Linked DNA regions of Homo sapiens: regions 1 and 2 are each linked to region 3. The links are chromatin contacts, found by Hi-C or POLR2A ChIA-PET in ENCODE. All regions are on one chromosome and are shown on one strand. The core of a region is the stretch at or near the end of the contact, and the rest is flanking DNA. Distances in the headings are between cores, read along the strand shown. Region 1 has its middle 110 kb from the start of REEP3. Region 2 holds the start of REEP3 (receptor accessory protein 3). Region 3 has its middle 6.1 kb from the start of TRS-TGA1-1.

Evidence for each region. A loop is a pair of places that touch in the nucleus more often than their neighbours do. ChIA-PET counts read pairs that join two places held with the same protein, here RNA polymerase II (POLR2A). Pooled maps may share reads with other maps.
Region 1: a map of CD8-positive, alpha-beta T cell shows a loop between it and region 3 (7-fold over the local background). The contact joins two enhancer-like sites. A Hi-C loop is called at or near these places in 1 of 168 maps with a recorded cell type or tissue (CD8-positive, alpha-beta T cell) and 6 of 50 pooled maps. POLR2A ChIA-PET finds 5 or more read pairs at or near these places in 1 of 52 experiments (BJ).
Region 2: a pooled map shows a loop between it and region 3 (3-fold over the local background). The contact joins the promoter of REEP3 here to the enhancer-like site in region 3. A Hi-C loop is called at or near these places in 1 of 168 maps with a recorded cell type or tissue (CD4-positive, alpha-beta memory T cell), 1 of 37 single-sample maps with no recorded cell type and 6 of 50 pooled maps. POLR2A ChIA-PET finds 5 or more read pairs at or near these places in 1 of 52 experiments (H1).

The regions. Positions count from the first base shown.
Region 1 is chr10:63,627,588-63,631,065 of GRCh38, forward strand. No RefSeq gene overlaps it. Among named protein-coding and RNA genes, the nearest start is that of REEP3, 110 kb to the left of the region's middle. RefSeq lists enhancers at 1,429-1,638, 2,029-2,208, 2,219-2,268 and a silencer at 2,739-3,068. Within about 2 kb of position 2,229, at least 41 of the 41 ENCODE cell types and tissues checked have a DNase peak (open chromatin) inside an H3K27ac peak, as active enhancers do.
Region 2 is chr10:63,519,166-63,522,695 of GRCh38, forward strand. It overlaps REEP3 (receptor accessory protein 3), which reads left to right and starts at 2,236. Exons shown (of 8, transcript NM_001001330.3): 1 at 2,236-2,412. The coding sequence starts at 2,381. It also overlaps a transcript of JMJD1C not described here. RefSeq lists an enhancer at 1,432-1,481 and a silencer at 1,872-2,921.
Region 3 is chr10:67,768,770-67,772,367 of GRCh38, forward strand. No RefSeq gene overlaps it. Among named protein-coding and RNA genes, the nearest start is that of TRS-TGA1-1, 6.1 kb to the left of the region's middle. RefSeq lists enhancers at 2,134-2,323, 2,504-2,663. Within about 2 kb of position 1,987, at least 3 of the 41 ENCODE cell types and tissues checked have a DNase peak (open chromatin) inside an H3K27ac peak, as active enhancers do.

The sequences.
Region 1 (3,478 bases), core at 979-3,478, 4.1 Mb before region 3:
ATGTTTGTGACTTCGGACTCTGTTGTTAATTACGTCACAGTTGGTTGTCTTAGAGATCACAGAATACTTGGAAAGTTAACATGGAAATGATTCCTTCCATACATGTATTATATAATACAAAAGTTTCAGATTATCAGAATGTTAAATGAAGTAAAGTTGTTAAGTCATTGGAAGTTAATGGATTTGGTTTCAAGAGTAGCTTTAGTACAGAGAGAAAGGATGCTTTTAAAGTGAATAGAAAAAAATGAAGACAAATAATTTACTATCAGTTATGGACTAAGACAAACAGGAAGAATCTGAAGAGAGGATGCAGCTGAAACAGGAGGAGTATCCTCTCAGGAAGTGCTTTCCTTCCTTCCTCTCCTTTCCACCAACATTTGTTCCACGGCTTCCTCTCTTCAAACCACACCTTGTAAACCCTTTTATGTGCTCTGTTCACAACAAGAATTTCATGTGCTGTTCCATACTGGGTTTTAACTAATAAAATGCACACACACACACACAAAAGGCTAAATGCCTTTTTACACAGGAGATTAACTTTATTCAGTCTTTAAGCTGAAAGCAAGTACAGTTAGGATATATAGCAGGCGACAGTTTCCATATGTTCTAGGAAAGTGGAGCTGTATTATTTATAGTTTACAACATGTTGTATAAAATTAAAGCTAGCAAGGGGGCTCCCAGGGAGGTAAATTAAACAAAGAAGGGAAGACTTAGAGAACTCTATTTTGCTATAATCAGAGAACATGCCTATAAGAAAGCACTAAAAAAAATAATATTTAACATTAAACAATATGCAAAAGTACTTGGGGTGTTTACAATAGCTTAAATTCTAAAATTAAAAAGGACATTGAAGACTGAGAAGGGGAAAAACACCTTAATTTTGTAATCTTAATAGAAAGAAAAATGTGTCCTAAAAGCAGGAGTAAATAAATGTCATTAAAAAGGTGTATCTTCCAAAGTGCAAAGACACGTTACAAGAAATCAGGTTGCTCTTTGACCCACCAGTCTCAAAGCACATTAGACTGCAGCAAGTAATAATTGCTTCCTCATTTAGATTAGACAATGAGTGCTCTCTGCAAGCTGCTCTCCTCTAAATAGATTGTAGAGAGTAATTGAAACAAGTTATATGGGGAAGTGGAGTGACCGATTCCTCAAAGTGTGGGAGCAGAGCTATGGTAACCTCTTGAGCCTGGCCTTCATCCTGTTCCTATTTAGGGAATCCGCGGGGCAGCCAGTGTTGAGTGCAGTCTGCAGTTCGCCGGCTTTATTGTTCAGACTTGAAGAGAAGGTCACATGCCCTCTTTGACAGAGAGGTTTATGGGCTCTCTCTAATTAGCAGCACCCTCCACCAGACAGACTGTTGGCCACTTTCCAAGAACGGGACTTGGTAGCGGCCACTGATGAAGGAGAAAACAAGGTTATTTACCCTGCGACTGTAATTCTTGGCACAAATTCTCCCTTTACACTCAGACACGTTTTTTCTTTTGTTCCAACTTGCCTTTGGAATCCTGATTAGGGCGTTAAGAGAGGGAAATGCAGCTATATATTTAGTGGTGTAAGCAACCCATATGTTGGCCTTAGATACTTTTGACTATTCTAAGACCTCATACCAAAAGAGAGAAAGAAAAAGGAAAACGAAAAGGGCAGCGTAGTCGAGCGTTGCTTGCAAATGTAACTGCTTAAGCACATGCCCACACACAACTCCAGAAAAGGAAGTTTAATTTGCAACATCTATAAAATAACGACAGTTGTATGGTAGGACACAGAAATCCCAGCGGTAAAGTGTGATTGGGCTTAGCTATTATTGGAGTGTTAAAAGAGTACCGGGAATATATTTGGCTTGTCCTGTTCTGTCAGTTCTGTAGGCCGGTGGATTAAGCTGATAGAAATGCTTTTTGGTTGATTTAAACCAGATGCTCCGACTATTTTTGTCCCGTTTGCAGGCGCAGAAGCTCTGCATAAGGCAATACTGCCCCCCTCGGCCGACCGCCAACTGCAAGGCGTAGGAGACTGCTCTCCACTAGCCACCTCGGCCATAAAACCCTTTCAAGTCCCTATTATTATTCCAGGCACATTCCAAGGGGATTGAGTCACAGAGTTCACTTGGCTTTTCTCCTGCCCTGAACTGCCTGTACCAGGTGGAATACGACTCTCAACTTCAAATATGGAATCCAAAAGCAGTCAAAGAGCGCTTTAGAGCAAGCCCCAGATGCGAACTCTACTGCCACTTCTCCCCCTCCCCCAACTGGGGTTTGCTGGCTGCGCAGCTGTAGTCCCACGCCAGCACTAAGGTCGCCTGGTCGACAAATGAGGGTTTTCTTTGGGGCATCCTGTAGAGCTGTCCTATTTTCTCTACCACTTTGAGAAGCCCCAAGGGCTGCTTGGCGGCGAGGCACAGACTGGGCTGAAAACTTTTCCGTTGGGCAGTGCGTCCCGGAGACCCAGGAGGCCCAGGCCGGGAGCCCAGGGGGCTGGAGGTTCTGCTGGCTTTTAAGTCTGCTAGGAGGGAAAACTCCCAGCCCCTCCCACGCGTCCTCCCAGACTCGCCGGCCGCCTGCCCCGGGCGGGGAACGCGCACATCTGGCGGCCCAGGAGCCACATCTGATGCACTAACCCCCGCACCCAGATGTCCAAGAGGCCGGGGGAGTCAAAGAACGCCAGGGGCGGGGCGACCGCGGCTGCGGCTCCTCCCTCGGGCAGAGGGAGTCCAGATGCGAGGGACGCCCTCCAGAGCCGAGCTGGGCCGGCCGGGCAGCTAGGGTGCTGGGAGGTTGCGGTGCAGGGTGGGTGGGTGCAGTGAGGCTGGAGCCACGCTGGGGGGGCTGGGCTGGCGGGGGGAGGCTGGAGCCGCGCCGGGGAGAGGGAGGCGGCGGTTGGGTGCTGGAGGGCGCTGGTGCCGTGCCAGTGGGCGGTGGCGCCTTACGCCACCCGCCCCACCCCCGTCACCGTGCCCGCCCCACTGCGTGGGATTTTACAACCTAGGTCCCCGGGAGGTGGTGGTGGAGGGAGGGGCGGCGGGGACGTTTCCGGGGCGGGGGAGGGGCGCACTGCTCCAGAACTGGACCGAGGGCGGGGCTCCCCTCTGCTTCTCCCCTCTGTTCCAGCGCTGAGACGCAGGCCTTTCCTGGCGCGAAGCGACTCGCCCCGGAGCTCCCCTGCACCGTCCTGGGTGTCAGGACGCGTCAACCCAGATGACCCGACCCGGAGATCCTGGATCCTCTGCCCTCTTCCCCCTACCAAGTCCTTAACCGGAGAGGGAGGAGCTACCAATGTCCTCCAGACGTTCTCCAAAGCCCGAGCTGCCGGGAGAAGCTTGCTCAAGGCGGGTGCGCCCCTCAGACGTTTGTTTGCACGCAGGGGTTTTGACGTTTCGCTAAGCAACAGCGTTTGCCAGGGAATCAGGGCTGTTTCGAAGAGCTTGCGTCTATTTGATGCTCCCATCTTGAACAAATCGTTTCCATTCGATTTGTTTAACCAA
Region 2 (3,530 bases), core at 986-3,485, 4.2 Mb before region 3:
AATGTGGAAGAGGCAGAAGATATAATAAGCATACAAAATGAAACTTAACGCACAGCAGTCTAGGGACATTTCAGAGAGCAGCCAGCCATCCTACCTAGGTTGCCTTCAGCAACCCCTGAAGGCATTAATGTACTAGGATTAGCTGAAATAATTAATATTCACAATGATGACCTCCAAAGTAAAAAGGCAAGAAAGACATTTTTAAGAGACTTCCAATGTACGTGGCTGAAATTTTTTAAATCTGATGCCTAAAGAGTGACTGTATTTCACAAACATTATTCAAATTTTTATTGGACGTTTACCCTATCTGAGGCTAGATAGTTGGAAAACACAAAGAAATCTAATACACCATGTCTGTTCTCAAACATTTTACCATTCAGTACATTAGACATGGTAGAGGCAGAATGACACAGATAAGAAATAGAAATTCAAGTAATAAATTATGAGAGCACAGACAAAATTAGGAATAATTGTCCCTGAGGAAAACCAAGGATGTCTTCATGGCACAGGCCACTGAAAAATGAGAGTTCTGATAGGTACAGAATGGGGAGCAAAGTGTTAAGGGAAAAACGAAATCTGGGCAAAAGCACTGAGCATGAAAATACAGGTTGGCTGAAAGAAGAGAGGTAGGGAACGGGTACATTAGGAGTTGGGGGTGAAAGTAGTAAAAGTAAAGGCTGTAAAGCTATTTCAGGACCTTTCATGAAGGGATCTGAATGATATTCAAATTCATTTGAGTTTTATTGAACAAGAGAGTTCGCCAAAAAACTGGTGCTTATGCAGCACACCTGATCCTCAAATAATGCTGAATAATGGCCAAAAATAAAAGATTCAGAGTTAAATGCAAATTATTACTCAAATTCCTGAAATAAAAAGTCTTGACATGAATTAATAAGCGAAAAGAACCTAACCCAAGAGTAGAAAGTAGCTTCTGAGCTTGTTTCTTAAATAATGAAATATTACCCAATTTATTGACTGAGAACTGAAAATAATTTAGGATAATCTGTTGTGTCCTTTGATTGTCTTCCATGCAAGTCAGAGTATTTCCTAAACATATTATTTAGCAGTGCCTCATATCACCCTTGAAAGGCAAGAGACAGACTACAGTATTATTACCCCCTTTTTATCACAGGGAAACTGAGGAACAAGAAGACAAAATTACAGTATGGTCACAAAAGCCATCATATTTTCTAGGACTTTAATTAAAGGCTCCAAGCCTACATTTCATCTTTTATTCTTCGCACCATCTGAATACTAGAATTATCTTTTACTATCGTCTTAACTGGAAAAAATAAAAATATCTAAACTTTAACATCATTTTCTCAATTTGGTACTGTCACAAAAAAAAAAAAAAAACAGTTTTAAAAGTCTGCCCTTGAAATGATATTTGCAAGAACAGCAAGGTGTAAGCAGTAACCCAACCTCCAAAAAATACAGTTGTAAATCTTACAGCTGTAATATAGTTGTAAATCTTAAGACAGGTCAGGAATCCTAGACCCAGCCTTTACTTTGAACATCTGGCAGGCCTCAGGGAAATAATGGAGATTCGTGTCTGTAAACAGTCTTTGCAGATGCTCTGATGAAAAGGTGCCCTAAGAGGCCCAGAACAGTGGTATCACTGCACCCACTACTGCAAACATGAAATCCTCCTCTGTCCCTCCCTGCATTGCACCACGAGACTCGTGGCACACACGGAGGCCTGTGCAAGAACCTCTCGACGATTCCTTTAAAATGTGGTAATATAAGGACGCCTTTGGTGCTGGGCCTCCGTAAACACTGAGGATACCGGATGTGGCCAGGCACACCTCAAAGTCTTGGCTCTCCAAAACCAGGGCCTGGTCGAGAGTTTTATTGGACACCGAGTTCCTGCGAATATCTCACTTTTCACACAGGCACTGCCAATCCCTACCCTCCAGTACCCTTCCTCAGCCTCCTGCCCCACTCTCGCCGCGAGTGTGGGCGTCCCAAAGAGCTAAGGAGGGTAAGGTTGGTTAGAGCGCAGGGGCCAAGGCCGCGGCAGCGAGGCCGTCCAGCGCGGGCTAGGATCCCGCCAGCCCAGCCCTGGAGCCCGGCCGCCTGGCCCCAGCCCTGGCCCGGGCCAACGCGCCGCCGCCACCGCCTATCAGCGGAGCGCAGGGGCGGGGTGCTGTCCGGACTAGGCTGCCGGGCCGGCGGGCGGGGGCGGGCGGGGACGGGCGGGGGACCGACCTCTGCGCAGCCCAGGCCGCCGCGCGCACACACCGGGCCCGGCTCCTGAGGGCGCCAGCGCGGCCCCGGGGAGCGCGAGGAGCCGGCGAAGCGCGCGGCCTGCCGTTGGCGGCCTGGTCCGCAGCGCCCTGCGCCCACCCGCCCCGGACGTGGGGCCCAAGCCCCCGTGAAGATGGTGTCCTGGATGATCTCCAGAGCCGTGGTGTAAGTGCCTCTCACTGCGCCCTGCAGCCGGCGCGAGGCCCAGGGGAGCTGTGGGAAGGGGAAGGAGCCGAGAGGAAAGGGAAGGCCTGGGCCTGGGCGGGGACGGGGTAGCCCGGCCTCGGGCCTGCCGAGGGTCTGGGGGAGCCCTCGGCTTCCTCACCTTGGTCCACGTCGCTGCGGAGCTCCCTGCGACGGCCGAGGGCCTAGCTGCGGCGACTGCGGCTGCGACGGCGGCGGCGGCTGTGGCGCTGCTCGGCTGCGTGCGGTGCGGCGCGGCGCCCCTGCTCCGGCGGCGCTGGGTGGGCAGGCGCTCAGGGCAGGCGGCGCGCGCTCCCCGCTCCTGCTCCCCGCGCAGCGCGGCACCGCCCTGCGGGCCCGGGAGCGGCGCGCCTCGCAGCTGCTCCCTGCGCAGGCTCCGCAGACGCCGAGCGCGGGAGGCTCCGCGATCCTCCCGAGGATGCGACGGCAGTGCCGAGCCTTTGTATCCCGCGGCTGATGCGTTGCGGTGTCTCTCTTGGCGGCTGATTGCCATTCGGTCACGTGTGGTAGGAGGAGAGATTTGTCTAAAAACCGGAGACCGCTCCCAGCCCAGGATCCCTGGGAAGGGTCCTAGTTTTCCCAAGATTTGCAGCTTACCGAGAAAGGTGACACCGGCTGCTCGCCCAGATCCCCGAATTCGGCCCTGTCTCGGCGGAAATATTTGCTAAGTGATTGAAAGGCTGCAGGTGCCTGTTGCCTTTGTTCAAATTATGGGTTCATTTCATTGTTCTCCTACCAACAAGTGCTACAGGTCTGTAAGAAAAAGAAATTCCTTGAGTTGGTGGTGTTAATCGTGTAAATGTATTTGAATACAGTTTAAACTGATTTTCTCTCATCTCCATTTTACCCCTCTCCCCGATTAAAAAAAAAGTCACCAAGTAAACAATGACGTAGTTACAGCTAGGGCCTATGAATTCATTATTCACCTCTGTAGTAGTGTTATCTCAGAAGGTTTCATAAAGGTATATGAAAAAATGTTTATGTGAGGGGGCAGGCTTCTCTGATAAGCTTTAGAATTTAGGAAAAATAACATTACCAGACTTTTTGTTAAAAGGAGCTAGATTTTCTGAGTTTGGGGT
Region 3 (3,598 bases), core at 737-3,236:
GGGACTCAAATTTTTGATGAAGAAATGAATGAATATTCATTTCTTCATCAAAGAAGAAATGCTGAAGTATGGACGTCAGCACATGTCCAAACTTCACCCCTAGAATGCCCAAAAAAAGTGGGAGAGAAAGGAGGGGCTTAACATGCTGTTCTCCTTTTGAAGGTCACTAATCTTTGCCTTAGTATAATTTATTGTAATATTGAGTATCCCCCACCTAGAATAGTTTTAATATAAAAGAGGGCAGAGGACAACAGCCTATGTACCCTTCCTTCCCTTTCCATATTTTTCCTTACCTTTTCTTCCCATTCTTTGTCTTCTAGCACTGAAAGGGCAGACAGAACCAGGAGGCAAGTACATACAGACCTCTGCCTCCATGGGTCACCCCCACCTTTGTCTCCTTGAGAATGTTCACTTTCCAACTGGCCTCCATGCAACTCGAGGTTTAGCTCTCTCCATGATGAGCAAAGAAAAATCCATGGAAGGGGTGGGGGTGGATGTGGAAGAGGTTCTGCAGTGCACTCCTCTTCTCAGAGGAAACCATTTCAACTCCTCTTTCCACATTTCTCTTCTCCAGAGTTCTCTTATCCACTACCAACCCTCCTGTGCATCCCCTCGAGCCAGCTTTTTCTGACCCAACCTCACATGATGCACTGTCTTGAGGATTTTCTCTCAAGACCCCAGCTTTTTCATTCTTTTATGTTACACAGCAATTCAGCCTTGTCCCTGTGCCTCAACATGCCTGGCAATCAGACCCCTCTTCGAAGGCAGAGGAAGTTATAATATCAAGGTCCCCTTCTCCCAAATGTTTTTCTACCTACTTCCTTTAGTAGAAATTAGGTCCTGCAACTTTCTGATCAGTGTTCAAAGGTTTTAAACATAAATAGACTGAAGTGAATTTTTTGCAAATTGTAATCAGTTAATCTGTAGAAATGCTAAATTTACAATTATCCTTCCCTTCTAAATCCAGGTCCCAAATCCATTCCAGTTTGTGGCATTTCCAGCCATGGAGCAGGATACACCCACTTGGAATGATCCTGATATTTCCCTATTCCTTAACCCATTTCCTATTCAACCCAAGTGCCATTGAGTTTGCCCCTAAATATGCTGAGAATCAACTTTGTTCCATATTTACTACCACCACCCAGTCCAAATCAACACTACCTCTCATCTCAACTACTTCTCGGCCTCTTAATTATCTCCTCCAATCCACTCTTCCTCCCCTCCAATCTGTTCTCCATAAAATAAATTTTTCTTTTAAAATGCACATTTGGTCTTATAACCTTCCTCCTGAGAACTCTTCTGGGGATTTCCATGTGCTTTTACAATAAAGACTAGAATCACTAGCATGACCCCATAGCTCTCCATGATCCTGCATGGCATAATTACCGGGCCTCTCCCTGTCATTCTCTAGCCAAATGTACTTTCTTTTCTTTTAGTTCCTTGAAAAGACCAAACTCTTTCCCACCTTAGGAATTCTGTACATGTTCCAATGTCTCCCTCCCCATCAAACTGATCAGTCCTCCTTCTTATGTAATTTCATACCATTTTACTCTTTTTCTTCACAACACATCATGCTTTGTGATATTTTAGTGTGAAATATTTGCTTAATGTCTCTGTGTGTGTGTACACGTGTGTGTAAAACCACAAAATCCCCTTATCTGCTATTTAATGGGCCTTCAATAAGTAATATTGTTGAGTGAATTTTGTGATTGTGAGGATCAGAAAGCAAGAGGTCTCAGAACACCTGAAGGGGTGGGAAGCAGAGGGTAAACTGTTTTCCTGCAGCTTTGGGGATGAATCAAAACTGTGCCTGAAGAGATTTGTGCCCTGAGTGCATAGATCTGCAGGAATATTGCAGCTCAACCATTTGATATATTGCACCACTGTTTAGCATGATTTATGAAGCTGTTGTTCTGTTTTAACTCAACATGTTCATTGTAAAGGAGTTTCATCCTCAGAGGTTTCATTAATGGAGGCATTGTTGTGTAGTGAGGCAGTAGAAAAAGGAAGTGAGAGATAGGGCTGGCCTACAACCTGTGTAAAGCTTGCATTTCAAGTCCCCTCTGGAGGGAATGCCCATTTCTGGAGTCTTGTTTCCCAATATGCCCATGTCCCCAAAAACATCTGGTCTCAGGCTCTTTCTACATACTAGAGTGCAAACAACTAGTAATAATACCTAAGTCTTAGCTCCTGCAGGGGTGAGAGAGACAGAGGCTCTGACACTGGAATTTTCAGGTAAAACAGATATCCTGTTCTATCTGAAGCACTGATGAAGAAAACATAGAGCTTTCAGCTCTTGTTCCAATGACTAGTTTCTTTCCCAATCTGCATGAAGTTGGTCAGTCAAGCTCACCCAGGCTCATAGACTAGAAGCCCCAGGAAATGAATTATTTCTGTTTCCTTCCCACCATCTCACACACATGCTCTTAAAATATCCATTCCCTTCCCTTGCCTCGGATCCTGGGTCCTGAGACAGGCTCTCACAGCCCAGAGAGTGGTTGTGATGGACTTAGTCTTACCTCAGCTGCTTTGTCTGGTGCTGGGCTGCCAAGGGAGGCATGCATGAGCAAGGCCAGTTCTCCATTCATATCTCAGACTATTTAGAAGAATCCAGTGACAGAGGACGTGGCCTGTGGGCTTTATGCTTGTGATGCTTTCTGCTGCTTGAGGTCGGGGTGGAGAAGAGGCTAGAGCTGACAAGCTTCTCACTCAGGGGCTGAGGTGGGGCACAGCTCCTGTCTGCTGGACTCATAAATCTCCTGGTCCCCACCCCAGGGATCTCAGAGCCCCCTTTGTTCTTTTAATTTTTATTCTAATAAAACCTCCTACATAACATAGGTCTACAAAGACTCTTGGGGAATATATTTCCCTCCCAAACATATTCATTTGAGACACAATTATCAAAACATTTGTTCAGGCCAGGCGCAGTGGGTTCCACCTGTAATCCCAGCAGTTTGGGAGGCCAAGGCAGGCAGATCACTTGAGGTCAGGAGTTTGAGACCAGCCTGGCCAACACGGTGAAACCCCGTCTCTACTAAAAACACAAAAACTATCTGGACATGGTGTCGCATGCCTATAATCCCAGCTACTCGGAAGCTGAAGCCAGAGAATCTCTTAAACCTGGGCAGTGGAGGTTGTAGTGAGCCAAGATTGTGCCACTGCACTCCAGCCTGGGCAACAGAGCAAGACTCAGTCTCAAAAAAAAAAAATTGTTCAGCACACGAACTTTAGACACATTTTATCTGACACCACAAGTCATTCCAAGAGATGAATATACACAGTATCCCTCTGAAAGCTACTTGTCTTCCAGATGTAAAGACATCTGTCTCCATCATTGGAGACAGAATGCTAGTGTTTTGAAATAACCTGTGCTTAGGATGTTGGAGCACAGAAATGCTGCACTTAATTTTGGTACCCACCTCTAGTGCAGGGATTAGTTAGCAACTTTTTCTACAGGTCAGCCAGTAAATATTTTAGGTGTTGCAGGCCATATGGTTTCTGTTGCAACTACTCAACTCTGCCTGTGTATCACAAAAGCAGCCATAGATAATCTGTAAACAAATGAGTGTGACTGTGTTCCAATAAAACTTTATTTACA